Regions from separate parts of the Homo sapiens genome. Here region 1 is linked to region 2. Evidence: chromatin loops called from intact Hi-C (ENCODE). Cell type or tissue: adrenal gland. All regions are shown on one strand. Each heading gives the region's core, and the rest is flanking DNA. Links, peaks and the distances in the headings are about the cores only. Region 1 overlaps GOLPH3 (golgi phosphoprotein 3). Region 2 holds the start of LOC105374711 (a long non-coding RNA gene).

Evidence for each region. A loop is a pair of places that touch in the nucleus more often than their neighbours do. Peaks named below come from ENCODE experiments on the same cell type or tissue, not always from the same donor. Only the 100,000 strongest peaks of a DNase experiment are listed, where the experiment ranks them.
Region 1: it touches region 2 in a loop (2.1-fold over the local background); 4 of 110 quality-filtered maps call a loop at or near these places.

The regions. Positions count from the first base shown.
Region 1 is chr5:32,145,512-32,162,062 of GRCh38, reverse strand. The region is part of intron 1 of GOLPH3 (golgi phosphoprotein 3); the gene reads left to right. Among named protein-coding and RNA genes, the nearest start is that of GOLPH3, 21 kb to the left of the region's middle. In adrenal gland, for the core only: no CTCF peak of the experiment used is centred there; no DNase peak of the experiment used is centred there; H3K27ac peaks cover 616 bases.
Region 2 is chr5:32,094,281-32,110,831 of GRCh38, reverse strand. PDZD2 (PDZ domain containing 2) reads right to left here. Exons shown (of 25, transcript NM_178140.4): 22 at 13,452-13,553; 23 at 12,198-12,468; 24 at 9,593-9,727; 25 at 1-2,863. The coding sequence ends at 2,697. LOC105374711 (a long non-coding RNA gene) reads left to right here and starts at 2,641. Exons shown (of 4, transcript XR_007058716.1): 1 at 2,641-4,544; 2 at 4,652-4,708; 3 at 6,880-12,521; 4 at 12,987-16,551. RefSeq lists an enhancer at 11,929-13,128. In adrenal gland, for the core only: no CTCF peak of the experiment used is centred there; DNase peaks (open chromatin) are centred at 9,875, 10,351 and 11,481; H3K27ac peaks cover 2,291 bases.

The DNA of each region.
Region 1 (16,551 bases), core at 3,260-11,259, 54 kb before region 2:
ATTTTTTTATTTTTTATTTATTTATTTTTCTTTTTTGAGACGGAGTCTCGCTCTGTCGCCCAGGCTGGAGTGCAGTTGTGCGATCTCGGCTCACTGCAAGCTCTGCCTCCCGGGTTCACGCCATTCTCCTGCCTCAGCCTCCCGAGTAGCTAGGACTACAGGCGCCCGTCACCATGCCCTGCTAATTTTTTGTATTTTTAGTAGAGGCGGGGTCTCACCGTGTTAGCCAGGATGGTTTTGATCTCCTGACCTCGTGGTCCGCCCGCCTCTGCCTCCCAAAGTGCTGGGATTACAGGCGTGAGCCACCGTGCCTGGCCCGACTTCTGATTTTTAGGTCAAGCCCAGAGTCTTCCTTAAAGAATCCTTGGGATTGGTTCCATGATTCCTCTTTTCCAGATACTGCTTAGCCTCCAGACGTATCAGTAGCCTCCAAGCCTCCAAAATGACTCCAGTCACAATTAAATAAAATAGCACATGTAAAGTGCCTGATAGTTGGTGCACAATAAATATTAAGTTTCATTACGCCTTGATGCTCCAAATCAGAAAACTCAAAAGGCCTTGACCTCTTCCAGCCCTTGTGGTCAGCAGTTCTCTCCACCTTTCCATATTCTCAGCTTTGGTTTTTTTTTTTTTTTTCCTCAGCTTTGGTTTTTTTTTTTTGAGACAAGGTATGCTCTGTCACCCAGGGTGGAGTCCAGTGGTGTGATCTCTGCTCACTGCAGCCTCAAACTTGCTGGGCTCAGGTGATCCTCCCACCTCAGCCTTCCAAGTAGCCGGGACTACAGGCGTGCGCCACTATACCTGGCTACTTTTTGTATTTTTTGTAGAGATGGGGTTTTGCTGTGTTGCCCAAGTTGGTCTCAAATTCCTGGGCTCAAGTGATCCTCCCTCCTCGTCCTCCCAAAGTGCTGGGATTACAGATGTGAACCACCGGGCCCAGCCTCACCTTATCTTTTTGATGCCACCCAATTTTTTTTTTTTTTTTTTTTTTTTTTTGAGACGGAGTCTCGCTCTGTCACCCAGGCTGGAGTGCAGTGGCGCGATCTCGGCTCACTGCAGGCTCCGCCTCCCAGGTTCACGCCATTCTCCTGCCTCAGCCTCCCGAGTAGCTGGGACTACAGGCACCCGCCACCACGCCTGGCTAATTTTTTGTATTTTTAGTAGCGACGGGGTTTCACTGTGTTAGCCAGGATGGTCTCGATCTCCTGACCTCGTGGTCCGCCCGCCTTGGCCTCCCAAAGTGCTGGGATTACAGGCGTGAGCCACCGCGCCTGGCCCATGATTACTTTTTTAGGTCTTCATGTTTGTGTTAGTGGATCCTTATATGTAAGGCTCTGCCTTTTTCTACCTAGCAGCCAATTCTTAGTTATTTCTTACTGCCTAGTGAGACTCTTCACCTTAATCTAACTTCTTAGTTGCTCTCACATCCTTTTTGCCTACCATTGTATCTCTAGCATCTAGCACAATGCCTAGTATTGCACAAGTGTTTGTCTTTAGAATGAGTGAGGGGACACCATTTTATTTATATCAGTATTATGATAATCACATTGAAATTGTAATTATTATTTCTTCCTTTTCATTCTATGCCTTTGTATATTAGTCATCTTTATCACCTCTGTTTAGTAATGTCTTGGCACTCAGTAGAGTTTATTGAGTTAAAATTATTCTTGAAATATATTACTTCCAGCTGGGTATGATGGCTCATGCCTGTAATCCCAGCACTTTGGGAGACCAAGATAGGAGGATTGCCTGAGTCCAGGAGTTCGAGACCAGCCTGGGCAACACAGCAATACCCTGTCTCTATTTTAATAATAAAAATGTATATTAAACAAATAGAAATTTATTACTTCCAATAATTTTTTTTTCCCCAGAGTCTCATTCTGTCACCCAGGCTAGAGTGCAGTTGTATAATCATAGCTTACTGCAGCCTTGAACTCCTGGGCTCAAGTGATCCTCCCACCTCAGTCTATTTTGAGAATTTAAATAATTACAGTTTTTGCTTTATGCAGCATTATGCCTCAGCCTCCCAAGTGGGAATGATTTTCTGCTTTTAGAAAATAATGCAGAGGCCAGTATCTAATAAATGTTATAGTGACTTGATATAAAACTTACATAGGACTTGTCAAAATGTCCTCAACTTAAAATACTTACCCACAGTATGATGCAGTAGTAAAAGTGCTGTATCTAGAGTCACAGCTCTGGGGCTCGAGGTATCACTGCTCTAGAGTGTGAATGTAGTCATATTTCTTACTTTCTCTAAACCTCAGATTTTTCAAATGTAAAAAGGTGATGATATTTTACTAGGTAATTGTAGAACCTAGATGATAATTTATAAATGGCTTTGCAAACTGAAATGTTATTCTCTTGTATTAAAACCTTCGTGTTTCTTACAGAAGAATAAAGACTGTAGCTTATATTTAGGTCTTACTAACAAGATGCTGTTAAATATACTTTAAAAAACCACTAGTGAAAAACCCTTAAAAATTCATTTGCTTGAGAGGGAGTGTCTGCTCACACTTTGTTTTGTGCTCTCTGCTGTGAAGTGATCAGTGGCAGGTGTGGAAAGAAAAAAGTGATACCAGTCAAGCACCCCAGTCTGAAAATCTGAAATTTGAAATGGTTCCAAAATTTGAAACCTTTTCAGTGCTGACATGATATCACAAGTGGAAGATTCCATACCTGGCACACTTTGTTTCATGCTCAGAACTATTTAAAATATTGTGTAAAATTACATTTGGCTATGTGTATAAGGTATATGTGAAACACAAATGAATTTTGTATTTAGACTTAGGTCCCATCCCTAAGGTATCTCATTATGTATTTGCAAATATTCCAAATCTAGAATCTGAAACACTTCGGGTCCCAAGTACAGGGATACTCAACCTGTACCCTCTTCTGTTTCAGGGGGCTGAAAGGAAGCACACCTAGATCATGCATTAAATAAACAGGTCTTGGAAGGCAAGACAGAAAAGGAGCCAGGGCTTTGGAGCCAGGCAGACCAATTTCATTCCCTGCTTTGCCACTCAGTGCGTGGCAGGTCCTCTGAGCCTCAGTTCCATTATCTTGTGAAATTGGAAGAATAGCACCTACTTTACAAGGTTTCCTAAGAATTAGAAAGAATGTACACTGAATGCTTAACACAGTTTTAACAGCATAGATACTCAGTGTATGGCAGAGTATGACTGTGTGCACTTTAAAAAAGGATTTGGAAGGATACATTCCAAATGTTAATGGAGAGTATCTTGAAGAGGGAATGTGTGAGGGATGGAAGCGGAAGAGAAAGTAGAGACTTTTAATTTTCTGTCATGTATTTCTATTTGAATTTTTTTTGAAAATAAGTGAGAGTACCTGAGAAGTCTGTGTAAGTGGCCAAGAGCACTCCGTTGGAGGAATAGGCAGCAGAAGAGTAACCTGACAAAGAGCCCGAGCAGGAGCTGCCAGAAGAGGGGGATTGTGGAGCCAGCAGGAGGAAGAGTGAGGAGTAGTGGAGATGGACTTGCTGATGATACCTTCGAGTCTGCTGTGAATGGAAAGGAGATAGGGCAGGGTTGGTCCGGGTCTGTCTCTTGTATGATGGTAACTGTGAGAATATTTGAAGGCCAATAGGCAGGTGCTAGTATACATGTTAGAGATTTAAGGTATTTTAGGAGGGCAGGAGTTGTGAACAAAGGGAAGTAGGAGAGAATGGGTAGGATTAGCTTTAGGCAGACTGCACTGTAACGAGACAAAAGAGTGGGTATGTATGAAATTGAGTTTATTGAGTTGGTTTGTTTTTGTGAAGTAATCTGCTGAAAATGAGCTGAGCTTTAGAGGTTTGGGGAGAATGGGGTTTTGAAATATCTGATATGGAGAGTGGTAAGAGCTCTGAGTAGGGAAACTGATTTTGCCGTGTGTGTGTGTGTGTGTGTGTGTGTGTGTGTGTGTGTGTGTATTTTATTTATTTATTTATTTATTTATTTATTTATTTATTTTGAGACAGAGTTTAAAGCTGATTTTGCCCAGTGTGTGTGTGTGTGTGTGTGTGTGTGTGTGTGTGTGTATTTTATTTATTTATTTATTTATTTATTTATTTATTTATTTATTTTGAGACAGAGTTTAGCTCTTGTTACCCAGGCTGGAGTACAATGGCGTGATCTCGGCTCACTGCAACCTCCTCCTCCTGGGTTCAAGCGATTCTTCTGCCTTAGCCTCCCAAGTAGCTGGGATTACAGGCATGCACCACCATGCCCGGCTAATTTTGTATTTTTAGTAGCGATGGGGTTTCACTATATTGGTCAGGCTGGTCTCAAATCTGCTGACCTTAAGTGATCCACCCGCCTTAGCCTCCCAAAGTGCTGGGATTAGAGGCGTGAGCCACTATGCCCAACCCCAGTATCATTAAAGGTTTAGTTTAAGTTGGAGACAGTACATTTATATACTGAGATTTCAATATTTTTTTACATCAGCAGTTCAGAAACACAGGTACAGATATGGAAAAAGTGACAGTTGGATTGATCCGGGGCTGGAGTTTTGCTAGTTGAATGCAGTGGGAAACAATGGATGTGTTTAGGAAACTAGTAAGGGTGTAGTTGAAGGTAGTGTACTCTGGCGTTGTTTGCCCATCTTTGAATTGGGATTGATAATAATAGCACTTAGTTCAGAAGGTTGTTGCGAAGGTTGAAATGAGCTCCCACAGTACTTAGTACTCAGAACAGTGCTTTGCACATGGTATGTGCACAGTAACTTATTGTGCTGGGTGGGGATGAGGGAAAGAACGGAGGAGACTGGTGGGAAAAAGGGAGGAAGGCTGAGGATTGGAATCCCCATAAGGATGATGAAAAGTTACTTGTGGATTGAATTTCCGAGTTGGATTTGGTTCTCATCAAAAGGTTGTGGGTTTAAGGATGCTGATGTCCAAGTTCCCAGGGAGTGGCAGATAAGATCCCTGGTTTTGAGTGAAGACCATGAGAATAGAGGCCCTGAGGGCCCTGGCTGTTACTTCTGTGAAAAAATACATTCTGTGTTACAAATTGCTTAAAAGGGAACTTTTAAAACGTAATCATAACTTGATTACTACCAGTAACTTACACATGTGGATGGCACCCAAATCCAATCATTATTTAGTTACTTTACTGGTTTTGTTATCTGTCTTAGTTTATTTGGGCTGCTGTAAAATACCATAGACCAAGGATCTCTAATCTCCGGGCTATGGACCGGTACTGGTCTGTGGCCTGTTAGGAACTAGGTTGCACAGCAGGAGGTGAGGGGCGGGCAAGCGAGCATTACTGCCTGAGCTCCGCCTCCTGTCAGATCAGCAGCAGCCATTAGATTCTCATAGGAGTATGAACCCTGTTATGAGCTGCGCATGTGATGAGGGATCTAAGGTAGGCGATCCTTATGAGAATTTTAACTAATGCCCGATAGGATCTGAGGTGGAACAGGCTCATCCCAAAACCATCCCCCCCGCCGCTCCAGTCCGTGGAAAAAATTGTCTTTCCTGAAACCAGTCCCTGGCACCAAAAAGGTTGGGACTACCACAATAGACAGTGTGACTTATAAACAACAGATTTTTTTTTTTTTTGAGACAGAATCTCGCTCTGTCACCCAGGCTGGAGTGCAGTGGCGCAGTCTCCATTCACTGCAACCGCTGCCTCCCAGGTTCAAGTGATTCTCTTGCCTCAGCCTCCCAAGTAGCTGGGATTACAGGTGCACACTACCATACCTGGCTCATTTTCTATTTTTACTAGAGACAGGGTTTTATCATGGCTGAGACCACCAGGCTAGTCTCAAACTCCTGACCTCAGGCGATCCGCCCACCTCAGCCTCCCAAAGTGCTGGGATTACAGGCATGAGCTACTGTGCCCAGCTAACAACAGGAATTTATTTCTCACAGTTCTGGAGTCTGGGAAGTTCAAGAACAAGAAATTGGTGAGGGCCTGCTTCCTGGTTGTCTTCTCATTGCATCCTCACATGGCAGAAGGGCATAGGGACTCTCTGGGGCCTCTTTTATAAGGGCACTAATTGCATTCATGAGGCTTCTGCCTTCATGACTTAATGACCTTCCAGAGACCCTGTTGGGGGTTAGAATCTTTTTTTTTTTTTTTTTTTTTTTTTTTTTTTTTTTTTTGAGACAGTGTTTCACTCTTGTTGCCCGGCTGGAGTGCAGTGGCTCAATGTTGGTTCACGGCAACCTCCGCCTCCTGGGTTCAAGCAGTTCTCCTGCCTCAGCCTCCCAAGTAGCTGGGATTACAGGCATGCGCCACCATGCCCCACTAATTTTATATTTTTAGTAGAGACAGGGTTTCTCCATGTTGGTCAGGCTGGTCTCAAACTCCCGACCTCAGGTGATCTGCCTGCCTCGGCCTCCCAAAGTGCTGAGATTATAGGCATGAGCCACCGCTTCCGGCTAGAATCTTAACATGAGAGTTTTGGGGGGACACAAACATGTAGTCTATAGCCTTACTCTTTTGCTAATTAAAAAAATCAGAAAGCTGAGGGCTTTCTTTAGTCATTTGAAATGCTTAAGGGGAGTTTTTGGCTTAGTTTTTTTGGTAACAGCTTTATTGAGATTTAATTGACAATTCACTTATTTAAACAGTACAATCCAGGATTACATGCCTGTAATCCTAGCACTTTGGAGGAGACCAAGGCAGGAGGATTGCTTAAAGCCAGGAATTTGAGACTAGCCTGGACAACGTAGTGAGATCCCATTGCTAAAAAAATAAAAATAAAAAGCCGAGTGTGCTGGTGCCTGCTTATAGTCTCAGCTACTCAGGAGGCTGAGGTGGGCAGATCATTTCAGCCCAGCAGTTCAAGGTTGCAGTGAGCTATGATCAAGCCACTGCACTCTAGCCTGGGTGACAGAATGAAACCCTGTCTTTAAAAAAACAAAGTAAAAGGTAACAATGCAGTGACTTTTAGTGTATTTAGAGTTGTGTATCCATCACCATAATACATTTTAGAACGTTAATTTTTTTTTTTTTTTGAGACAGAGTCTTGCTCTGTCGCCCAGGCGGGATTGCAGTGGTGCGATCTTGGGTCACTGTAACCTCTGTCCACTGCAACCTTTGTCTCTTGGGTTCAAGTGATTCTTCTGTCTTGGCCTACCAAGTAGCTGGGATTACAGGCGCATGCCACCACGCCTGGCTAATTTTTGTATTTTTAGTAGTGACAGGGTTTCACCCTGTTGGCCAGGCTGGTCTCGAACTCCTGACCTCGTGATCTGCCCGCCTTGGCCTCCCAAAGTACTGGGATTACAGGTGTGAGCCACTGCACCCAGCCAAGATGACTTCTTAGATAATCCTATGTGTTTTCATGTTCATTGCATCAGGAGTCATCCAGTGTCTGGTTTTAGAATTTGAAGACCAGTGAGTTCATTTGGTGACAGACCTATCTGCCTGTTGGAAATTTCCCCTACTTTTCATCTAATTTAGGGATTCTTAGCTTGGGGTCACTGTAGAATTCAGGAAACATTTGAGAGGGGAAAAATTAATTTATTTTTAGTGACCTATACCTGAAAGTTAACATCTACATCAACTATAATTGTAGGCCACAAGCCAAAGAAGTATTAATAGTATCTGTGAGTTTGTCACCACTAGAGAGACCAGAGATACTTTCATATCACATCACAGTTATTGCAGATATCTCAGAATACTGTCTTTGCTCACTACTACATTGGAATTATAATAGTTATTAGATCTGCCACTAGAACTTGTTTAATCTGCTAATAAAGCACATATATCACAAATTCATTTTTAATATTTTGATGACTGATTTGGTTTCCTTTATAATCCTGTGCATTTTATGCACTTAAAAGGCAGGATAAACACTTAATTTCATTTTAATTACTAAGTTTTGGGTTAGGAGTTTGTGCCTTAGCTACTTCCAGTGGTATCTAGTGAGGTATGGGCTCTTTTCTTTTTTAAAATTATGACTTGCGGTTTTATATATATTCATTGTGTTTCATTCACTTATATTAATTACTCTTCTTGATGTTTAAATTGTCTCACTTTTAGCCTATGGGAGTTATTTTCTAAGTTGGTTTCAGTGTTCTTTGTGATACAGGTTATTAACCTTTGATAATTTCTTGCTTTTTGGCAAGGCCAACACAATGTCCTGGACTCAACTCGTACATTTCCTGTTTCAGACTTATAATCAGTCATTCCTTCAAGGAATCCTGTTTTCCATCTGGTGGGGAATGGACCACACTCTGGTGTGAGTACACTGGGTGTACTCAGTGTTACTGAGTTGTTACTGCTTGTAGGACTCTTTCGTATACAGAGATAGGATATATTTTCCTCAAGGGACAGAGCTAGCAAACATTTTAGAGGAAAAAAAATCTGTTTACGTGGTTTTTGGTTCAAGTTTAACATTATAGATTTTTATTTAACTTACTGGGTTTTATATTTATCTTTTTTCTTACTGAAAATTTTGGTTCTTCAAATATTTGCATTGGCTTACCGCTTGTATTAAAACAGTTTCAAAATAAAAATGTCAACATTACTACTAATTGACTTGAGTTTGGCTTACAATTTCTTTGTAGTATTTTTATTAAGAATGTGCAGTCAAAATACTGTATTCTAAAGTTAAAATAGCTTTTCTTTGTGGCTCTATCACTAAGTAGTATACGGTTGTTTTCATTCTTCAGGAGTTTTTTTTTTTTTTCTGTTTTCAGTGCATATAATTATATTGCAAGTTATATTCAAAAGTCTCATTTCCATCTTTCTTCTACCTCATTCTTTCCTTCCCCCATTAGTAGTTCTTGAAAAGTTAGAGTTTATCTTTCTGATATTTTGTTAGCAAAACTATACGTATATTCATATCATTGCTCCTCTCCTTCATATACAAGGTAATGGACTACATACACTGTGTGCACCTTGCTTTTTACATGTTATATTCTAAAGATTGTTCTCTATCACTATTACTTAGAAATATTTTATGGTTCTGTAGTATTCCATTATGTGGTAGATATATCTTTGTATATTCATCCAGTCCCTTATTGATGGATTTATGGGTTGTTTCCAAACTTTTGCTCCTACAGATAATATCACAATAACCATATGCATATACTGTTGCATATTTATGGGGCTGTTTCTTCATAGTGGATTCCTTAGAAGTAGAATTGTCAAGTTAAAGGGTAAATCTATGTGTGATTTTTCTAGATCCCCAAATTTCCCTCAGTAAAAGTGGTGTCATTTTGACATTCCCATCATAGTTATGAGAATGCCTGTTTCCCTCATTTTTGCCAACTATGCTGTCAAGCTTTTGGGTTTTTTTTTTGTTTTTGTTTTTGTTTTTTTTTTGAGACTGAGTCTCACTCTCTTGCCCAGGTGGGAGTGCAGTGGTGTGATCCTGGTTCACTGCAACCTTGGCTTCCTGAGTTCAAGCGATTCTCCTGCCTCAGCCTCCTTAATAGCTGGGATTACAGGCACATGCAACCACGCCCAGCTAATTTTTGTATTTTTAGTAGAGACAGCATTTTGCCACGTTGGCCAGGCTGGTCTCGAACTCCTGACCTCAAGTGATCCGCCCGCCTCGCCTCCCGAAGTGCTGGGATTACAGGTGTGAGCCACTGCACCCGGCCAAGCTTTTGGATTTTTGCCGGTCTGATAGGTAAGCATGATTTCATGTAGTTTAAAAAAAAAAAAAAAGGCTGGGGGGGGCAGGCGCGGTGGCTCATACCTGTAATCCCAGCACTTTGGGAGGCTGAGGTGGGCGGATCACGCGGTCAGGAGTTCGAGACCAGCTTGGCCAACGTAGTGAAACCCCATCTGTACTAAAAATAGAATAATTAGCCGGGCATGGTGGCGCACGCCTGTAGTCCCAGCTACTTGGGAGGCTGAGGCAGGAGAATTACTTGAACCTGGGAGGTGGAGGTTGCAATGAGCTGAGATTGTGCCACTGCACTCCAGCCTGGGCAACAGAGTGAGACTCTGTCTCAAAAAGAAAAAAAAAAAGGTAAAATATGCATAACATCAAGTGTACCATTTAAAACATTTTTAAGTGGTACAGTTTAGTGGCATTAAGTAGATTCACACTGTGCCGTCATCACCACTATCCCTCTCCAGAACTTCTCCATCATTTCATACCGAAACTCTATCCATTAAACAATAGCTACTATTTCCTTCTCTCCACAGTCCCTGGGAACCACTGTCTCTATGAATTTGACTATTCTAGGTACCCCATATATGTGGAACCATAGAGTATTTTGTCTTTTCATGACTGGCTAATTTCACTTAGCATAATGTCTTCAGAGTTCATCCATGTTTTGTAGCTATGTATCAGAATTTTACATAGATCTGTGTATCAGAATTTTAATTTTTAAGACTGAATACTGTTTTCTTGTATGCATATACTATATTTATCCAAATTCATGGTTTGTATATACATGTTTTGCCTTTTTTTGAATTAGGTGGGTTTCTTTTTGCTGTTAAGGTCTCATGTATTTTAAATGTATATTTTTATTATGAATGACAAAGCATCTTTTGGTATGTTTTAGCAGTTTCCATTTCTTCTGTGAACTTCATCATCTGTTACCTTTTAAAAAATTGAATATTTCAAAATATATATTTTTTTGAGACAGGATCTTGCTTTGTCACCCGGTTAGAGTGCGTAAGTGCAATTATAGCTCATTGCAGCCTCAACCTCCCAGGCTCAAGTCCTCCCGAGTAGCTAGGTCTACAGGCATGTGCTATCGCACCCAGCTAATTTTAAAACATTTTTTGTAGAGACAGCTCTCGCTGTGTTACCAGGCTGGTCTGAAACTCCTGGCCTAGGTGATCCCCCTGCCTTTGCCTCCCAAAGTGCTGGGATTACGGGTGTAAGCCACTGTGCCTGGCCTCAAAATATTAAAAAAAAAAAAAAAAGCAACTTTATTTTTAGGAACTAATTGTATACTAGAGATTTATCTGTGATATAAGTGACTTTGCTATGATTTTTACCCTGCAAACTTTACCAAAAAAATGGGTAGTCTCTTTTATTGCTCCTAGATTTTGAGAATAGCTGGGAAGTTTTTTCTTTCACTCCCAGATTATAAAGGTTTTCACTCTTATTTTGTCTTCTAGTACTTACGTTATTTCACTTTACATTTCAGCCTCTGATCCATCTGGAATTTATATTGATGTATAATAAGGAATTGATCCAATTATGTTTTTCCTAATGACTATCTGGTTGTCCCAACACGTTTGTTTAAAATGTTCATCTTTCCATGTTACATTGATTTGTGATGACATTTTTATCGTGTACAGATTGAGAATCCCAATTTCGAAAATCTGAAATTGTAAATGCTCTAGTATCTAAAACTTTTTCAGCACCAGCGTGAGAATCAAAGAAAATGCTCATTGGAGCATTTTGGATTTCAGATTTTCGGATTTGGGTATAATGCAAATATTCCAAAATGTGAAAAAAAATCTTAACTCCATAACATTTCCAGTCACAAGCATTTTGGATAAGGGATACTCAATCTGTATTTGATTTCAGTATGTTCTTGGGTTTGTTTCTGGAATTTATTCTGTTGGTCTGTCTATTCATGTGCCAGTGTGACATCATTTTAATTTTAGAGACTTTTAAATCTATTTTAGTATCTAGTAGGACAGCTTTCATTTCTGTTCCCTACATATGTTGCTATCTCCCCAAGTTTTCCTGGCTATTTTTTTTTTTTTTCTTTAGGAACTTTTATTTGTAACTTGTATAGCTCCAGGGAAAATCTGTTGCTATTTTTATTGGGATATTACATTTATTAACTTAGGAAGAACTAATAATAATGCTGAGACTTTGTATATAAGAATGAAATATCTTTCTATTATTCAAGTCTATTTTTAAGTCTTTCAAGAGACTTTAAACTTTTCATATAGGTTTTGCCATGGTATTTTTTGTTCTTTTTGTTGCTGTTGTAAAGGTCTTTTCAATTATATTTTAACTTTTTAGTATTTTAACATGTGTATTTTGTTTGTATATGACAACTGGTGTTTAATTTTATATAATCTGGCTACTTTACTAAACTCCTATCTATAGTAATTTTTCCATTTACTCTTATGAGTTTTTCTAAATATCCAACAATATCACCAGCAAATGCAGTTTTACTACTTTTTTTTTTTTTCTTGAGACAGTTTCACTCTTTTGCCCAGGCTGAAGTGCAGTGGCTCACTGCAGCCTCTGCCTCCCAGGATCTAGCGATTCTCCTGCCTCAGCCTCCCGAGTAGCTGCTATTACAGGCATGAGCCACCACACCTGGCTAATTTTTGTATTTTTAGTAGAGATGGGGTTTTGCCGCCTTGGCCAGGCTGGTCTTGAACTCGTGACCTCAGGTGATCTGCCCGCCTCGGCCTCTTAAAGTGCTGAGATTACAGGCGTGAGCCACAGTGCCCAGCCTTACTACTTCTTTAACAGTTCTTATATCTGTAGATACCTTTTCTTGTCTAGTCTTTTTAATCTGCTTTTACCTGAAGTCACCTTCATTCTCTTGATTAGTTATTTTTGTCAAGAACTTTTTGATTCTTAATTTTTGACATAATCAAAATTTCATGTAAGATTTCAGAAGTGACTTTATAGAATGTTTTTTTGTAACAGCTCTGAGATATGATTCATATGCCATATAATTGTCATTTGAAGTGTACAATTCAAGGTTTTCAGATTTGTACAACCACCACCATAATCAATTTTAGAATATTTTTATCACTTCCAAAAGAAAGCTCATCCCCTTTAGCCATTACCTCTCCCTTTTCCCATTTTGCCAGCCCTGGGCACCCACTGTATTAATTATCTTACTGCATAACAAAACATAGCAGGTTAAAACAACAAACATGCTATTCCGTGTATGTGCCTGTCTGCCTCTCTGTCTCTGTATGTCTTGGTTTGCCTCACATTGCATCCTCTCTCATTTCTACTCTGCATTTGTCTTCTGTTTTCCTTTCTGTTACCTTCATTCTCTGCATTTGTACCCAATGGCCAGTAGCTTCTGAATCCACACAGCCAGTACAGCTCCAGTGCCATGCCCATATAACTGATTCAGTATGGCAAGTTCAGATACTCAGGAGGGAGACTTAATTTGTTCATCCTGGTCCATTTAGATTTGGCAAGTACAATCACCTTTCTTTTTTTCTTTTTTTTTGAGATGGAGTTTCGCTCTTGTTGCCCAGGCTGGGGTGCAGTGGTGCGATCTCAGCTTACTGCAACCTCTGCCTCCCAGGTTCAAGCAGTTCTCCTGCCTCAACCTCCTGAGTAGCTGGGATTACAGGCATGCGCCACCACGCCTGGGTAATTTTGTATTTTGTATTTTTTATTTTTTTTGAGACAGAGTCTTGCTCTCTTGCCCAGGCTGGAGTGCATTGGCGCGATCTCGCCTCACTGCAAGCTCCGCCTCCTGGGGTCACGTTATTCTCCTGCCTCAGCCTCCCGAGTAGCTGGGACTACAGGTGCCCACCACCACGCCCAGCTAATTTTTTATATTTTTAGTAGAGATGGGGTTTCACCGTGTTAGCCAGGATGGTCTCGATCTCCTGACATCGTGATCTGCCCACCTTGGCCTCCCAAAGTGCTGGGATTACAGGCGTGAGCCACCATGTGGACCTGGCCTATATTTCTATTAGAAAGCCATTTCCAAAACATTGGTCACACCAGAATTCAACCTTATATAGAAAATATAGTGTTTTTAGTGATTTCATTTTGAAATATTTTGTACATAAAAACAAAATGAAACTATTTTGAGTACTTTATGCCTATACAGACTACTAGTAACTGAACATTCATATAACGTAGTATGTTTTGTAAAATGTTTAGCGGTTGCAAACTGGTTTGCCAGATATGTTTTGTTTAGTAAAACTTGAGTTGTAATCCTTTCAAAGATGGAAGTAATATATAGAAACGGACGTTTCTGCCCTCTTGAAAAAGATGTGGCAAGAGCAGGCCCACATTTTACATGGCAACAGTTGATAAGGGCTAAGCTGTCTTCCCCAGATAGATGGAAGAGGACATTGTCCAGCTTGCTGCAATCCACACCTGGGTCTCTTTATTCAGTCATGTTCTTTGTACTTTCTAAGTAACTGAGTTTGCAGTCCTCCATCCCCATTCCATTCTAATTGTACATAATTAAGTAATTACTAATTGCCAGGGGTTGTGCTTTATATATATTATTTAATCTTCACAACTTGTTTTATATGAAGAAAACTAGTCTCAGAAATTTAACTATATAGTATGTGGTAGAGCTGGAGTTGATTTGAATCGCCAGGTGTTTGTGCGGTCTGGGCTCTTGAGCACAGTTCTTTACTACTTCACAAATATGTTTTACTTTGTGGTTCATAGTTATTTTCATGGAGAGTTTTTAGTTCTTCTAGTGTTTTGCCTCTGTCAAATTACTGCCACTATCATAACTATTGCCTTTTAAGCTTGAACAACTATAACTATAGTTGATCAGTAAGGAAAACCTTACTTATCTCCTTGCCACGAGTTTTCCTTTACTATATACAGAAAAGCCTAAAGAAAATAAAGATCACCATAATCACCAGACATTACTGCTGCTAAAACTTTTCTTCTAATCTCCCTAAAAAATGGGACTATTTTCTGTCTCTCTACACACACACACACGATTTCATAATAATTTTTCATGTTTTGTAATAACCTCTGCACCAGGATTTCTTTTCTTTTTTTTTTTGTTTGAGATGAAGTCTTGCTCTGTCACCAGGCTAGAGTGCAGTGGTGCAATCTCGGCTCACTGCAGCCTCCGCCTCCTGCACCAGGATTTTTAAAACTGATTTTCATAGAATTGTAATATTCTGTAGGCTGTTAAAAGTATACTGTAAATTAAAATGCTTCAAGGTCAGGAAAGTTTGGGAAGTGCTGAGTTTATTCCCTTTTTTTTGCTTTTAGATTGTTTTTGTGTTTTACTATGATAATGATGTGATCAATATATTTGTACATATATTTTTGTGCACAGTATTTTCTAACTAAAGGCCCATAAGAATTGTGTCAAAGGATGTGAACATTTATAAGTTTTTTTGTAAATACAAACCTATGATATACATACGTATTAATATTTATGTAACTTCAAAATAAGATTACACTTTAGATCAAGCTTGTCCAACCCGTGGCCTGTGGGCCGCAGGTGGCCTACGGCTTTGAATCTGGTCCAGCACAAATTTGTAAACTTTGTTAAAACATGAGGTTTTTTTTTTTGTTTTCTTTAGCTCATCAGCTGTCATTAGTGTTAGTATATTTTATGTGTGGGCCAAGATAATAATTCTTCCAGTATGGCCCAGGGAAGCCAAAAGATTGGACACTCTGCTTTAGATAATATAATTTTTTATCTGTTTCTCATGTAGAATATATATTATGAGCATTTTCCCATGTTGTAAATGTTTTTAATAACATATAAGGAAAATCTTATACTTCCGGTTATATCCCTGTTATGATCTTTATACAAAATATTTTTATTACATTTCATTTTGGGTTACCAACCTTTTGAGTTCCTTCTTAACAAAAAGCTTCTGGGTAAGTAGGCAGTTGAGAGCAGAACAGTAGCTCTTAACTGGAATGGTGAGAACTCTTCTCAGTGTTGGCAGTTTTAGGGGACTTAATAAACAATACCCTTTTCTACCATTCAAATTGAGCCACTTGAAAGAATAAAGGGAATCAGGCAGATGGAGGTCTGGTAGTGTATGGCCCAGCCTACTTGGGGTGTCTCTGTCCTCTCCCATCCTTATATTTTAGAACATAGGAACTAATTATGACTACAGTCATAAGCTGCTTGATGCTGCCAGTTACTAACCTTCCCCACATATTTTATCTTTTTTTTTTTTTTGAGATAGGGTCTTACTCCTGTCATCCAGGCTGGAGTGCAGTGGCATGATCATGGCTCACTGCAGCCTCAAGTTCCTGAGCTCAGGTGATTCTCCCACCTCAGCCTTCCAAGTAGCTGGGACCACAGACGGGTGCCACCATGCCCGGCTAATTTTTGTATTTTTTGTAGAGATGGGGTTTCACCATGTTGCCCAGGGGTCTGGAATTCCTGGGCTCAAGCAATCTGCTTGCCTCTGCCTCCCGAAGTGCTGGGATTACAGGTGTATGTCACTGCGCCTGGCCACCCTATGGTTAATTTTTGATCCTGCTTTTATGACATGGATTTTAGCAGGAGGGTATCAACATACTGTACTTTTCTGTTGTTTGGTGTGTCTTTGTTGGCTTCATTTATCTTTGGAATATTGCTGACGAGTCCCAGAAGCTGTGGTACAGAACTGTCCGTTCCCATTCATCTACTTTCCCATGTGAATCCAATTCTGTTTAAGCATGTGTCTTTCAGCGATGATGCCTAAAGCCATTCACTAAATTTAGATCTCTGAAGTCTGTTACTAAAGACCCCATTTTGCTAATATCTCTGGGTATGCCATTACTCTAGGAGCAATTGAGATTGAGACATATTTTAGTTCTCTGCTGTCAAATGTAAGCCTCCAGGTACTGTTCAGCTGGAGTTTGCAGGCTGTAGGGCTGTTCACGTCCATTATTGCTTTATGAGGTGTTCTCTGTTGTTTACAGTTTGTAGAGGCTCATTTAGGAACTCTGTCTATATGTCCAGGCCAGTCA
Region 2 (16,551 bases), core at 5,582-13,581:
TACAGGCTATTTCATATTATTGCACTTACTCTTTAATATATAAGGCATTTTACTTTACATAAATAAAGGTTAATGTATAATATCATACAAAGTTATGGTGCCAATTAAGTCAACCATCAAATTCAATGAGATGTGTGGGAAGATGGAAATGAAACCCAGCCTACTTTAATCTTCATGGTATATTCTTGCAACTACGGTTTACTTGTTATAACACATATTTATTTACCCTCATAGCTTATTGTGAATGACTGACCAGTTAAAAAAAAAGAAACAATGACAGTTTTAGTAGGACAATACCATTAGTGTTCACTTCAGAAAGTGTGGGAATTTATTAGGCTAATTAGAAATACTAGTCATGCCTTGAACACTGAAGACAAATAAATAGCTTTCTATCTATCTTAGGGTCAAAGACAGTTTAGCTTTTGCTTCTTCCCTTAAATTTCAACTGTTTGTTGGCGAGGGAAACCTTCTGGCAAGATGTAGTAGCAGTGGCTGATGACTTTAGCATAGTGTATGTGGTAAGCCAGAGGTCTACCCTTGTACTCCAGATATGAGGATTAAAAAGACTTGCGGAAGGAGACCATTCCATTTGCTCCACATTGCACAAGAAATTCCTGTCTGTTCACATAGGGCTGTGCGTTTATTAATTAATTATTATTAGGCACAGCTGTAAGAGTGGAGGCGAAAAGCAGTTTTCAGTGTTGTTGACTTGAAATAGTCTTTGATTTAGGCAAGAAAGCAGAAACCACAAAACTGACCCCAGAGACTGAAAAACAATCAATCAATATCTATCAATCAAGCATGCACCTTGCACTGACTTCCTACAGTATTCTACCTGTAACTGTAGTGAAAAGTAGAAGTAAAATCAATAAGACCTTTCTAACTAACTCCTGTACCATATTTTCCTTTGTATTGCCAGTTGATGAGAAATCTGGACTCAGACAAGCCAGCTATTTCTCTCTCATCTGAAGGACCTCTCTAGGCCGACTTCAAAGATGTTTAGTGGGATTGGTCATTCAGAAAAATGATGATGTACAAAGCTGATGGCTAAAGCCCCTCCATGAATCTGGGGGTCACAGCCATAGACCCAAGCTGTAGGTTATTTAAAGAAGTATCTCCAACATAAAATCTTAGTGTCATGCACACAGGTATGGCAAATGCACTCTCCACTCATGTTGTCAGGGCTCAACGGGTTGGTTTGTGCCACTGAAGACGACCTGGCTTGTAACTACATTTCTGCTCCTTTACCTTGACTCACCCTGTTTCTCCTCCTCTTTATGACCCGATGAGAGTTTGGAATTATTTACCTAAGAAAATAAGGTACATCATGAGGAGAGAAAAGCCAGCTATGTGACGACGAACGGAATATCCAATCGGAATAGCTACTGGGAAGCAGCTCATGCCACCAGAGGAGGAGTGGCCAGAGTGAGTTTCCCAAGTAGCGTGAGTCACGACAGTCTTCTGTAGGAAAACATTTTTGGCAAAAGGAGGAAATTGCAAAGCGGGAAAACGAAAACAGCAAAAACTTAAGTCACTGCAGTTGTCATTATACTAGGTCAAGAAAAGAGATCCAATACTTAGAATGTTACATTTCTTAAACATGTTGGGAAAGAGGGAAAAAAACCAACCAGTCTCCTAAAAGGATTCCATTAAGCTCCTCTATTTGGATTGTACATACATTGTCTATAAATCCAAGGACACTTAGAAAGATACTTGATTTCTAAAAATTTAGTTTAAATTCATGGTTGGAGTGCATAAAATTCAGAAATGGAAACCCAGTGACTGACTGACTTGTGATATTTTTGTCTGCTCTTGGACTGACCAGTCTTGAATTCAAGCACTTATCAAGACAGGTTCAAAAACTAGTTGTAAGGTGCTTTTAGATGTTGACCTTTCTGCTCCCTCTAAGCAGTGAAGCTCATGGCTATTTAATACAGCTTATCAGAAGTGCTATTCTGTAAAACAGCCTTATGGCTTACACTTTTGAGATAGAAAATGATCAATACTTCATGGTGATCAATAACCTATTGAGTTGAACTTTGCATACGTACATTATACATTACACTCACTAAAAAATACTCTCAATTAATTATTTTGCTTTTTCCTTTTTGGACAATTCCTGAGCTCAGCCTAACAGGTCATAATTCATTTTTTTAAGTAAGTCTTATTCTCTTTTCAGGGTAACATATACAGACCTACATCTCCTCCTTCCATTGAATGTGCCTAAAAGCATTCTGTCATTTACTTACAAAATCATACAAAATGATTGATTGTCCTCTTAGGTGTGACATTTGTGTCCCCCTCAGACTTTTAGTTCCCTGATCACCAGGATTGGGTATGTTGGGAGAGCTGGCAAGAAGGAAGCAAAGGTCTAGCTAAATGTTTGTTTGTTTCAAATAAAGAAGGGTGTGTCACATCTTGTATCCCCATCAGTAAACATAACATAAAGGTAGGGGACAGGCACTGGAACGAAGGAACCCTCCCGGCCTGGGTGACGCAGGTGGAAGGCTTCTGGAGTTAATTTCATTGCTGTTGCACATACAGTTAAGTCAGGCTTCATGTGTAAGCACAAGCTTGGAGATTTTTATAGTCCGTGTCTGTACCAGTGTTGGCCATTTCAACAACCTGTGGTTTAAAGAAGTCACTCTGATTTGCTAAAGAAAGAAGAGAACTGAGAAAATGATTCTTGTTAAAATTCATGAAGAATTCCTATGCTTTCTAATTAATAACTGCACAGGTCCTTCTGGGACAGACTTCATAATATTCCAGGCATCAAAGTGCATGAGCCCAACCAGAGGTTTCCCATTAATAGCAAGAATTTCATCTCCAGCTTCTATTATTCCAGCTTGTTCAGCCGCACCACCTACGAGAATAAACACAGAATAATTAATAGCTTGGCAGTTTCATAGTATTCAAAAATCCTAAGTAAACTAAAAACTTTTAAGTGATAAAAATATCTAAATAATATATTATTGAATAGAGAAATATTTCTTAGAACACAAAAAGCATATATCCATAAAAGTAAACTGGTCTACAGAAAACAGTGCAACTCTAGCCCTCCTGCCGCCCCTCCAAACATAATCTGTAAGATAAAAATAAACTGACAAGGGGAAGATACTCTCTATGTATTTAATCAACAAATGGTTAACATCCAGACTAAAGAGCTACAAGTCAACAAGAATAACACAAAATAAAGTTGGGGTAAGGAAATCAACAGCTGAACTCCAAACAGCCAGTAAACACAGAAAAGCAGGTTCAACTTTTTTTGTTGTTGTTGAGACGGCCTCACACTGTCACCCAGGCTGGAGTGCAGTGGTACAGTTTTGGCTCGCTGCAGCCTCCGCCTCACTGGGCTCAAGCGATCCTCTCACCTCAGCCTTCAGAGTAGCTGCTACCACAGGCATACACCACCATGCACAGCTTTTTTTTTTATATTTTTGGTAGAGATGGGGTCTTGCCATGTTGCCCAGGCTGTCAGCTTCTAATTGTTAACAGATTCTGGCTGATATATGCAAGTTCTGAGAATCAGTGATTATGTGCTCATTAGTGACCATGGGGACTACTTACTTACAGAGTTTAGCATGTTCACATTATAGCTTTGTCTAGCTTTGTATGAGCTTTGAAAAAAATGCAAGTGTAAACCCTCCATTTACGTTCTCACACATATACTTCTAAAGGTACACCAGCTATGGAGGCATCTTATGGAAAAAAAATGGCATTGAAAGAAAAAGTCCCAAGTGTGAAAAAAATTTTCTCAGAAATTTTGATTAGACCTCAAAAGACTGAGCAGATGTATCGATTTCATCCTAAATTACTGAAAGTCGTTATTGAAATTATTGAAATAAATATTATGTGATAAAAATACAGCTTGGAAGAAATCCAGCCCACACAAGGACAAAAACATTTTCTGTGGTAAATGATAGAGGCAGTTAGTTACATTAGAAGAGAGACCTCACCAATATCAGCCCTGTAGTGGGCCCCAGGAAAATGATTTGGTCCCTAGTCCTTGCTTTTCTTGAGATAGATACATTTTTGGAAGGACCAAAGAACCAATTATATTTGTGTTAACTTAGTACCCAATGTCCTATTCTAGCATATTAACCGAAGGCCTTCAGGTTATGTGAAACAAAAGAATTTTGTGAGTGTTCACCTGGGCTTCAGGACATGGGAGGTTCCAGGCAACCAGAACAGCCTGACGCACACTGAAGGAGCAATCAGACTGGGTTTGGTCTCAAATCTGTGACTTCAGGCAAGTTACAGATTTCTCCAAACTCCAGTTTTCTCATCTGCAAAATGGTGATGATGATATCTGTCTTGTTATCTTACTAGGTTGTTAGAAGGACTGAATGAGATGAAGTAGAGGAAAGTCTTCTAGGACAGGGGTCCTCAACCCTTGGGCCACAGACTGGTGGCAGGAGGGCTGCACAGCAGGTGAGCAGTGGGTGAGTGAGCAAAGCTTCCTCTGTTCACAGCCTCTCACCGTCACTCACACTACCACCTGAGCTCTGCCTCCTGTCAGATCAGCAGCAGCATTAGATTCTCACGTGAGTGTGAACCCTATTGTGAACTGCATATGCGAGGGATCTAGGTTGCATGTTCCTTATGAGAATCTAATGCCTGATGATCTGTCATTGTCTCCCATCACCCCCAGATGGGATGCCTGGTTGCAAGAAAACAAGCTCAGGGCTCCCACAGATTCTACGTGATGGTGAGTTGTATAATTATTTCATTATATATTAAAATGTAATAACAGAAATAAAGTATACAATAAATGTAATGCACCTGAATCATCCTGAAACCATCCCCCACCCAAACCCTCACCATGGAAAAATTGTCTTCCACAAAACCAGTCCCTGGTGCCAAAAAGCTTGGGGACTGCTCCTTTAGGAAACATTCAGTGTTGTACAAAGCAGAGGTTTGCCAGCTTTTGGACTTTTTACACAAGAGAGAAATAAATTCTCTCGTTTAAACCACTGCTATTTTGGATTTCCTATTACATGAGGCCAAACTGAATCTTAACAGATTTGAGCAGGATATGTCTCTCTCTCCATTTACTCATAGATTTTTTAAAATTGTCCTTTAGAAAGCTTTTATGCTTTTTCCCAAAAAGGTCTTGCATAGCTTTTGTTGAACACATTCTTAGGTTCCTTATGCTTACCATGAATTGGTGTCACACAGTGCACAATCTGCATTTGGCTTTTTTTCATTCAACACTGTTTTTGAGCCGGTCCCAGTTAGTATATAGAGAGAGGTGTAATTTATTTTTTCAACTGCTATTTAGCTTTCCTTTAGATGAATATATTTTATTCTGCTACAGATAGAAATTTAAATTGTTTCATAGCTTCCATTTTCGTAAGCACTGCTAAAATTTTCCTTAAAGATTAACCAGTAGATACTTGCACGAGAAAAAAAATGTGTTTTCCTTTCTCCACATCCTTGCCAACACATCATAGTATGAGATTTTTTATTTTTGGCCAACTTGATAGATTAAAAGAATGATTTATAATATTTCTAATTTTCATCCAATACATTTAAGTTTGAGCATCTTCCTGTGTTTCTTGGCCACCTAGGTTTTAACTTCTGTCCATTTGCTATTGCTTTCTTTACCCAAACTTTCTCTCTTGTATTTTTCTTACTGAATTATATAGTTCTTCATATATTCTGGATTGATTGATTGATTGATTGATTGTTTTTTTTTGAGACAAGGTCTCCCTCTGTCACCCAGGCTGGAGTGCTGTGGCACAACCATGGCTCACCACAGCCTCGACCTCCTGGGCTCAAATGATTCTCCCACCTCAGCTCCTGAGTAGCTGGGACTATAGGTGCGTGCCGCCACACCCGAGTAATTTCTGTATTTTTTGTAGAGGTGGAGTCTCGTCATGTGGCCCAGACCGGTCTTGAACTCCTGGGCTCAAGTGATCTGCCCACCTTGGTCTCCAAAGTGCTGGGATTACAGGTGTGAGCCACGGTACCCTGCCTATTCTGGATATCAACCCTTTGTTTATTAAATATATTGTAAATATCTTCTAATCACTTACTTTTGAATTTGCTTATAAATTTTGCCATATAATGAACATTTTATATGTTTTTTTTTTTTTTTTTTTTTTTTTTTTTTAGATGGAGCCTTCTCTGACCCCAGGCTGGAGTGCAGTGGTGTGGTCCTGGCTCACTGCAACCTCCGCCTCCTGGGTTCAAGTGACTCTCCTGCCTCAGCCTCCTGAGTAGCTGGGATTACAGGCATGCACCACAATGCCCAGCTAACATATTTTTAGTAGAGACGGGGTTTCACCATGTTGGCCAGGCTGGTCTCTAACTCCTGACCTCAGGTGGTCCACCCACCTTGGGCTGCTTAGGAGGCTGAGACACCAGATTCACTTGAACCTGGGAGGCAGAGATTGCAGTGAGCAGAGATTGTGACACTGCACTCCAGCCTGGGTGACAGAGCTAGACCCTGTTAAAAAAAAAAAAATTCTTTATTATTCAAATGCTTGTTCTGTAATAACCTTACTCAAAGAAATCAGTCTTGCTATATTGTTTTCTAATGCTTGAGCTTAAAGACACAGGAAAACAAAATGAACAGAAAACCTGTACTCATGAAATTTGTAAATATGAAATACGAGATAAGGTGAATCCTGACCTCAAGTGATTCGCCTGCCTTAGCCTCCCAAAGTGCCGGGATTACAAGCATGAGCCACCATGCCCGGCCAGATAATGACATCTTTAGTCTCACTAGTTTCCAAAGGTGGGATCTGCCGTATCATACTCAGAAATACTTGAATGGCTTTCCCCAAGAACAAAACCACAGGCTTGCACACGAGAGCATCTAAAGCGCTAGTCTGTGGGACTGACAATTTTCTTCTTCTCTATCCATTTCCATAGCAGTTTTCACAGATTTGTGGCCAGATGCTAGAGACAAAGGCTGAGAAGTTGTCCAGGACGTCATATTCTTGCTTTGCTGGAGGCAGATCTGAAGGATGTCATCTCTCCTGTGGCTTCTTCTAGTGTGGGGTCCCGAAGCCTGGCTTCCCCAGCCGATGTGCTGCTTTAGTCAGCGTCTGCCCTGGTCCTTCGGTTCGCAGGCTCACACGCTTTTTTGGGTTGTGTCCCTTTGGACTGCAGAGGCTACGTGTCCTGTGACCAACCACGAAGGCGGCCACTCCCGCTCCCCTCAGGAGTGTCTTAAAATACCTCCATTTTAGCTACCCTATTGAATGACAGGTTAGCTGGGTGCTGGGTTTTCAGGTGATGGACATTTTCCCTCAGTCCTCTGAAGGTGTTGCTGGCTTCAGGCATTGATGCCGCCACTCTGATTGTTGTATGCAGTGAGCAAACTAGAATTTTCTCTTGGCTTTCTAGATTTTCTTCTTTATATTCTGAAACTTTATTATATCAAGGTTTGAATTTTATTTTTTTTGGAGACAGGGTCCTACTCTGTCATCCAGGCTGGAGTGCAATGGTGCAGTCCTGCTCACTGCAGCCTCCAAGTCCAGGGCTGAAGCGATCCTTCTGCCTCAGCCTCCTAAGTAGCTGGGATCACAGGTGTGCACCACTCTGCCTAACAAGGCTTGTTTTTTGTTTGTTTGTTTGTTTTAAATAAATACATTCAGATTGTTTTGCCCCTTGATGAGTTTTTCAGTCTGCATAGTCCTGTCATTTTTTCACTTCTGGAAAATTCTTAGTCATGATTTCTGCAAATATTTCCTCTCATTCTGTTTTTTCCTTCTGGAACTCTTTCATTACCTTTTTGTAGTCATCTCTTTATTTCCCTATACTGCATTTTTTAATGGTTTCTTCTGTTCTGTTTTTACAAATTCTATCTATCTTCACATGGATTTAGTCTATTTTTTACTTTTACTCATTAATTTAAAAATACATTTAACTCCATTTTCACTAATGAGGGTGTATGTGCATTTAGTTTTTACTTTTAAAGAAGCAGGGTCTTGCTCTGCTGTTGAGGCTGGTATTGAACTCCTGGGGCTCAAGCAGTGCAAGGAGCTGAGACTACAGGCATGCGCTACCACACCCAGCTTGCATTTTGTTTTTTTTACATATTTGCTTGCTCCTTCTGAATACCCTCTTCGGTCCTGTTTCATGGGTAACATTCCTGCCTCTGTCATGAATGGGGTGTCCTGTTTTTCGGGTCTGCTGGCAATGGATGTTGCCCTGTACCCTTCGTCTGAGAGCTTTCTGTTGTGAGGGCTCTTATAGTCGAGTTGCCACATGCTTGCCTGAGCCTAGTTCTCCTCCTTCTGCTGCTCTGTCAACTTGAACAGTTAACTTGATGAGTCTGAGGTTTTCTCTTCACCCTGGTACCATAGGTTCACACATAACAGAGACCTGACTCCTGATTTATGCCTGTCTTCTGCTTGCTCCGGGCGTTGGGAGCAGGCAGCCTATCCTGGCTGCCACTCGAGTAACGCAGACCTGTTGTGACCACAGTTTACTGGCAAAAGAGCAGGTCCCAGGCCTCTGCATCACGAGATGCTTCGCTCTGGCTGCCCACAGGGGTGCTGAGCCCCTGCTCCTGGGTGGGCACTGAGTCTGCAGCGCCCCTGCTCCTGGGTGGGCCCCAGCCTGCAGTGCACATTTCTCTGTCATCCTCCGCTTCCTCTGGGCCCCAAGGATGCAGCGCTGCTTACCACAGAGGCTTCATTTCCACTTTTGATCCATAGAGGGGTTTTTTTTTAAGTGTAACTATACATTTTTAAAAGTATTTTTTCCTATTAACACTATAGGTCAAGAGTGGAGAGAGGTTTTGGGATTACTATGCAATTGTAGAAATATCTCAAGGTCATTAACTAGATGGTCATTTAAAGAAACAACAATCCTTAGCTAAGAAGAATTGACCTTGTTATTTGCTGACCTACTTACTCTGTTACATACTGTAACTTTAAATGGGTTTCTGATCTATTTGCAAGTATAATTACATATCAATATTGTTCATACAATTATACTGTTAATATTATTAGTACAATTATGAGTTAATATAAGATTTTGAAAAACCGCCCAAGACCAAAAAATGAATTATGCAAGTTGATAAAGAGATGGATATTTACCAAGCATTTCAATAATATCTATCCCCCATCTTTTTTTTCCCACAAAGGCTATGCTTGGACTGTATTCCTTTCTTGCAGTCTAGCATTTACAAGTGTAGTATTTTAAGTCAATGAGATCTTGGCCAGTATTAAGTACTCCTGACTGGCAAGTCTAGTGATGTTACTTAGTGTGGTGTGTTCACATCAGAGAGAGGGGCCCGGAGTAAGGAACTGCTGCAGTACAGGGGTCAGGGACAGATGCTCTGGGGCCAGACTGCCTGGGCTGGAGCCTGGTTCTGCCACTTACAGCTGTGTGACCCTACGTGCCTCAGTTTCTCCTTTTGTAAAATAGGGATAATGATGACACCCACCCAATAGAGTTGCCACGTGGATGGCATGAGTTAATACATGTCCATACAGAATAAACCTTGTATGTCACAAAGCATTAAAAACAGTTTAGGTTTTTTGATTTCTAAATGGAAGGCATTTTTTTCATTGAGACATCCATGGAAAAATGACAGGTGAGAGAAGGCTGACTGAGTTGTCTAGAACATTACCTTTGTACACTCTTTTAATGACCAAGGGCCCATCTCCCGTCACCGATGATTTTCCCCCATCCAGACTCAGTCCCAGCCCAGCCGAGGTCTTCAGCACTTCAACACACAGAGCATCGTGTACAGCCACACTTCTCCCTGCAGCCGCAGCGTGCACCAAGATGAAAATGACAGGGTTGTTCATCATGCCACATGTCCAAGTCCCCCAGGATGCATCGCCTCCAGCCCCATGTACTTCTGGCACACTCAAGTCCCATCTACCCTGGGGCACTTACTTACTTATAACAGCACTTGAGCCCAGTAGCACTGTTGGCCTCCCAATTCTGGGGCTGCCCTCCTGGCTGTGTTGCTGCTGTACTTGCATCCTTTGTTCTGTGTTTTCTGCAAGCATTGGCAAATGCTTTTATGCCCAAGCAGAAATCCCCAGAAAGCAAAGTGCTCTTGTTAAGCCCCCCACACCGGCTGTGCACTTCTCAGTGAGGACTGAAGTCACACTTGGGGACTCCAAATTTGATTTTCTGCCAACCCTGGCTGCTAATGGCAGCAGCAGATCATCCTCTGGTACCAAGACTTGGCAGCACCAAAATGCCCAGTCTCATGTGAGACTGTTAGAATGGACTCCAAAGCCCCCAGGAACCCAGAGAGCTTCCTGCCTCCCCGCTCCTGCCACTCCTGCTCCTGCAAAGGGAAACCCTGCCCCTGGCTATGGCTGTCTTCACAAACACACTCGCTGCCTCTACTGGCATCTTGCTCCACTGTGAGGAAATGTGTTTCCATGGTGATGCCGGCTCTGTGTGCTGGTTTCGGGATAGTGGGCTGGTTTGAATCAGGATTGTAAACTTGCCTTGTACTTCCCTCCCTTGCCTGCCTACCAGCCAAGGACGTCAGAGTTGACTGCAAAGGCACACTTAGTTAATTGGGAGGCAGAGGAAGGACCACGGATGGATTAAACTGCCTGCTTCCTCTGTTCACTGTTCACTAGGGCTGAAGCCAAGCTAGCATTGTCTCCTTTGGACATAAAGGCCAGTCCATTGTCGTGGTTTAAAGAAGGCCACTCCACAGGGTCTGAAGGACATTTACTAACACTGGGGGGAGCATGATTTTTCAACAGGAAAATGGGTCTATTGCAGTGGCTCGAGTCTGGCTGCATACTGGAGTCACCTGGGAACGTGAAACGGTGTCTGGCCCCCACTGCGGCATTTCTGATTTAATTAAGCTGGGAATTTCCTGGGCATCAGGAATTTAAAAGCGTCCCAGCATCTCTACTGTGCAGCTTACTGCACCGGGCCCCCAGCTGGACGCTGTCAGTGTATGGTAAGGAATATAACTGCATAGGACCGGGTAGACCTGGGTTAGGGAGACTGAAGAACAGGAAACTGAGCGAGGTTAAGCCCTCCAGGCGCTCAGCGTTTGATTGATTGCTCTGCAGGGTCTGCTTCAAGACCAGAGGCCCTGAAGTTGCTGCAGGAATACTGAGTGATTGATTATAAATGACAGAAGGACCATCCAGATCTGAGTTCACGAGGCTTAAAAACTGGCAGCTGTGAGGATGAAGTGGTTTCCTTTGACAGTTTACAAGGATCCCACTGAAAGTCCACCAAGTGGTCGAGACAGTTTTGGGGCAAAGGCAAGCATGACAAGATCTGATGACCAAGGTGTTTCCCTGTATTGAGGAGGGCCTCAGCCCTCTGGAAGAGGGAAAGTGAAATGACACAGAAGGAAGACTGGGGACCATGGAGGCATCTGGACAAGAAGTGTTTCTCATTTGTTAAATGGAATCGGAGCCATTTTCAGCAAGGACTACAAACAGCTCAGGCCACAAGGAAGCCAAGTTGTAGAAAGGAATCCAGCTACCCTTATCAGGGAGAGATGTGGAGAAGGAACAAAAGGCCCCTCCCAGAAGGCACTGCCTAACCCATACCCTCTGCTTTGCCCTCTCGAATAAAAAAAGACGTCACCCCTGAATGCCAAGATGCACGGCACTCCAGACATCTGCAGTACTTAACAGGGCATTAAACAGCTCGCACTGCAGAAACAGACGCTGCACGTGGTTCTGAGGCTCTGAATATGGACGGAACGTAGAAAATCTGTTTCTAAACCTCTTCCAGTGAGTTCTTCTTGGTTGACTAAGGCTGCAATTTCTGTTTTCAGACACAAAATACTCTTGCCCCCTCATTTCCTTCTTTTCTTCTAAACCAGGAAAGAATACAACCTTGCTGTTTCCCAAGGATAAATCTTAGTTCTGGAATTTCTCCTTCAACACTGCTCGCCCCGTCACGTAGTTTCCTGTTTTCCTTACCAGTCCTAACAAGAGGCTGTGAATGTAAGAGATTCCTTCTTAGGACACTTAGGGAAACTGTTCTGCAGTCATTTTAAATCTTCCACAGTACAGCTTGAACTACTGGGGGGATTTTTCTAATTTTCTAATTTTTTTCTAATTTATTTGTAACACTGCTTTTGTAAGCAGCATCCAAACACACTAGACTTCGCTACATTTAATTTTTCAGATCTAGAAGTTAGTTAGCTGTTATTTTCCTTCATGTTCAACCAGAATCTCCTCTTTCTGCAGTAGCTCACAGCCTGCTGGTTGTTGAAATGATCATCTTACCAATGCCAGGCTCCAGGGGGATGGTCTTTCTGGACAGCAAACCCTTCCCATTGGCTGTGGGAGGCTCCTGCCGGGCAGAGGGCCTGGGCTGATCCATCCCTTTCTTGATGACCACGAGGGCATCTTTGTGCAGCTGTGCCTGGTGCAGAACCTTCAGGACATTCCCGTGGGCTAAGCCAGCCAGTGAGGCGCCGTTGACTGACAGAAGGAAATCCCCTCGGTTCATAGTCCCTTCCTGAGAAGCCGCCCCCTGAGAAAACACCCTGTGGACCTGGGATGAGGAAAGGAAAAGGGAACAAAAACCAGATCCACTTACGATTTCCGGTAAAAGGGAGATAGTAACTAACTGCGTATCTGTAGTAAAGGAACCTTCCTTTTTTATTTTTATTTTTTGAGAGGGAGTCTCGCTGTGTCACCCAGGCTGGAGTACAGTGGTGCAATCTCAGCCTCCCGGGTTCAAGCGATTCTCCTGCCTCAGCCTCCTGAGTAGCTGGGATTATAGGCACACACCACTATGCCAAGTTAATTTTTGTATTGTTAGGAGAGACGGACAGGGTTTCACCATGTTGGCCATGCTGGTCTCAAACTCCTGACCTCAGGTGATCCACCCGCCTCGACCTCCCAAAGTGCTGGGATTACAGGCGTGAGCCACCGTGCCGGGTCTTGTAGTAAAGGAACTTTCTAAGGTAGACACTTGCTTTATAAAAAAAAACATACATTCAGTGCGGGGGATGGAACACAAATGTCAATGCCAGTGTCTCCACACATTTTTTTTTAACTCCTTTTTAGTGTCTGACATGGGCCTGGCATCCAGGAGGCAATGGGAATACGAAGATGAATGAGGCCTGGGCTCGTGCAGTGAAGGTGACCCTCTGGATGGTCCTGAAGGCTTTTGAATGATGTAAAATTTTGAGTGACTTTTTGAGACGGGAGTAATTGTATAAACACAAGTTTGGCCAGTTGATTCTAATGTTTTCTACTGCTTAAAATATGGAGGTAAATTATAAGGCTATAGCGAATTGTGTTTATAGGGATTGGAAATGGCCTATACATGTCAGCTCTGTGTTAAAAATGCTTGTCTTTTGTCAACGAAAACCTTACGTACTACTTCTCCCACTTCTCCCTTTTTATGTTGGTAGCTGGGAATGAAATCCAGCAATCTCTGAACCCGCTGATTGGAATTTGTGCCCTGATCACATTCTGAGGCTGCTTGAGGGGGGATTTTCCTGAGAGCCTAATGACTCTGTCACTTACCGTGATTGATTTTGGCTCCACATCTGTCCCTCCTGCCACACTGAATCCCAGACCTGAGCCTTCTTTTCTATTCAAGACTATGAAGCAAACATCTTCTTCATTCTAGTGAAAACAAACAAAAATTATCCTTTGAGCTACAGCTGCAAAAAATTAAGAAAGAAAAACATATCCCCTTGGGCCAGGAGTAAGGAAGCTCTGATGTCAGTCCTCTTGGAGGGGCTTTTCACCACAGGCCCTAAAGGTTCTTTGGCTCTCAGCCAGGCATGGTGGCTCACGCCTGTAATCCCAACACTCTGGGAAGCCAAGGGGGCGGATCTCTTGAGCCCAAGAGTTCGAGTCCAGCCTGGGCAATGTGGCAAAACCCTGTCTCTACAAAAATCAGCCAGGTGTGGTGTTGCACACTTGTAGTCCCAGCTACTCAAGAGGCTGAGGTGGGAGGATTACCTAAGCCCGGAAGGTCACGGCTGCAGTGAGCCATGATCACGCCACTGCACTTCAGCCTGGTTGACAGAGTGAGACCTTGTCTCAAAAAAAAAAAAAAAAAAAAAAAATCATAGTACATAATTTGATCATGATGGGAATCCTTTATTCTGTAATTCTTTAAGTCTACAATTTAGCAAAGCCAGTCCTAGCAACAGCAGAAAGATAAGCGTCAGTGGCAAGAGGCAGGATAAGAGCATATCAAGGCCATGTTTTCTACATCTCCCTCCCCATCATTGGATTTCAGGTACAATTAATTAACTGATGCCAAAAAAATAGCATGGCTAGGCGCAGTGGCTCACGCCTGTAATCCCAGTGCTTTGGGAGGCCAAGGCGGGCGGATCACCTGAGGTCAGGAGTTCGAGACCAGCCTAGTCAACATGGCGAAACCCCGTCTCTACTGAAAAATACAAAAATTAGCCGGGCGTGGTGGCGGACACCTGTAATTCCAGCTACTTGGGAGGCTGAGGCAGGAGAATCGCTTGAACCCAGCGGGCAGAGGTTGCAGTGAGTGGAGATCATGCCAGTTGCACTCCAGCCTGGGTGATGGAGTGAGGCTCTGTCTCAAAAAACCCCCAAAGTTCACTCAAACCAAAACCTAGACTGTCCCGCAGAACTTTTGGGGGAGTTGGGAGGTTGACTTCATGGGCACCTTCAACCATATGTATGCTCACACACGGATTGATGGGGAGAAAGAGGTTGACTAAGCTTTCCAAACAAAAATGGGAATACGGGACCCAGTAAATGGTCTTTGTCCAGCTTCTAGGAGGTAATGTGGTGCTGAAAATAGGAACACTTCTCAGATATTTCAATGTCTTATGGGAGCAAAGAGACAATATTTGAAAATGAGGCCTCCTACGCCGGGTGCGGTGGCTCACGCCTGTAATCCCAGCACTTTGGGAGGCGGAGGCAGGTGGTTCACATGGTCAGGAGATGGAGCCCATCCTGGCTAACACGGTGAAACCCCGTCTCTACTAAAAAAAAAAAAAAAAAAAAGCCGGGCATGGTGGCGGGCACCAGTAGTCCCAGCTACTCGGGAGGCTGAGGCAGGAGAATGGCGTGAACCCAGGAGGTGGAGCTTGCAGTGAGCCGAGATCACGCCACTGCACTCCAGCCTGGGCAACAGAGCGAGACTCCATCTCAAGAAAAGAAAAAAAAAAAGGAGAAGGAAAAAAAAAAAGAAAATGAGGCCCTCCTGCATTCCAGGACAAGTTAAATCACAAAAATTTCAATGTATTCACATTTTTTTCCAGTGGTGTTTAAGGACACAGATATGCTAGAAGCTGACTATTGCGCCAAATTTTGCCTCTGAGAGCCTCAGCACAGTCTCAGGGCGGCCAGATCAACCATCAAGAGCTCTCCAAGGTTTGGGTGTGTTGAAGTCAGGAGGCCAGGGTTTGTTTTCAGCCTCGAAGCCTCGAATCTCTCACAGCACTGCCAAGGACACAGAAAATAGTTTTGTGCAGTTCTATTTTTAGTACCTGCAAACCATACTCATTGGAAAAAGCAAGGCAGGAAGCTTCTAGACTGAGGATGGCAGAGTAAGGATAGCCCTGCTCAACGCTCCTCTCTGAAGACAGTGAGAAAATAAAGGGAAAAGAACGCCGTGTTCTGATATGTAGGAATGATCTTCAAACCAAACCACAACCCTGCCTCGTGGTGAGCGTGAGTAGTAGGGGGTGAGGAAGGCCCTAGAATAAGCCACCCTCGGGCAGCACTGTGGCATGCTGGCCATACTTTGTTTGAGGTTCCTGAAGATGTACATCTTGCTTGTGGTTGGCTGGACAGTCTGGTCTTCTCCTCTGACATTTCATCTAACACTAAAATGTCTGGGGTAAAGGGGGCCTGGCAACGTGTGACCCCACCTGTGCCCCCTTGACTGGTGGTCTCAGAATGAGACTTTCACACATGAAATCCTTCCTTATTGTAATAACAAGTGGGAGGAGGAAGAGAGATGAGGGGCTATTCCCTTTTACTGAAAGCGGAAGTGCTTAGCATCTCAAGACATTTTGTTTTTCTTTCAGAGACAGGGTCTTGCTCTGTCACCCAGGCTGGAGTGCGCTGGCACGATCATAGCTCACTGAGCCTCAAACTACTGGACCCAAGTGATTCTCCTGCTTCAGATTCCCATGTAGGTAGGACTACAGGCATATACCACCACGCCTGGCTAATTTTTTAAATTTAATCTTTTTTTTTTTTTTTTGAGAGATGAGGGGTCTCACTATGTTGATGAGGCTGGTCTCGAACTCCTGGCCTCAGATGATCCTCCTGTCAAGGCATGTCTTAACTGCACAGACCCAAATCAGCGGCTGAGAATCAGAAGGGAGTGGAACCTGAAGGGACTGGTCTCCTTTATTCCAACCTCTCTCCTCGCCTCCTGGCCAACTCCTTACTAGGTGCCAAGGCTGGCTGTTGGCTGAGAAACCACACAGCCCCTCTATATTTGAATTTCTGGAACAGCATTCTTAGATGACTTCAGTGACCCAGGTATACTACCACTAAAGAAACATTCATATTTATTTCTCTAAATAGAAAATATTCATTCATTAGGGTTCAAATCTCTACGTATAGCCCCAAGAAATTGATCTTCAGATTAGTATCCTAGATGTGAACCTGTGGT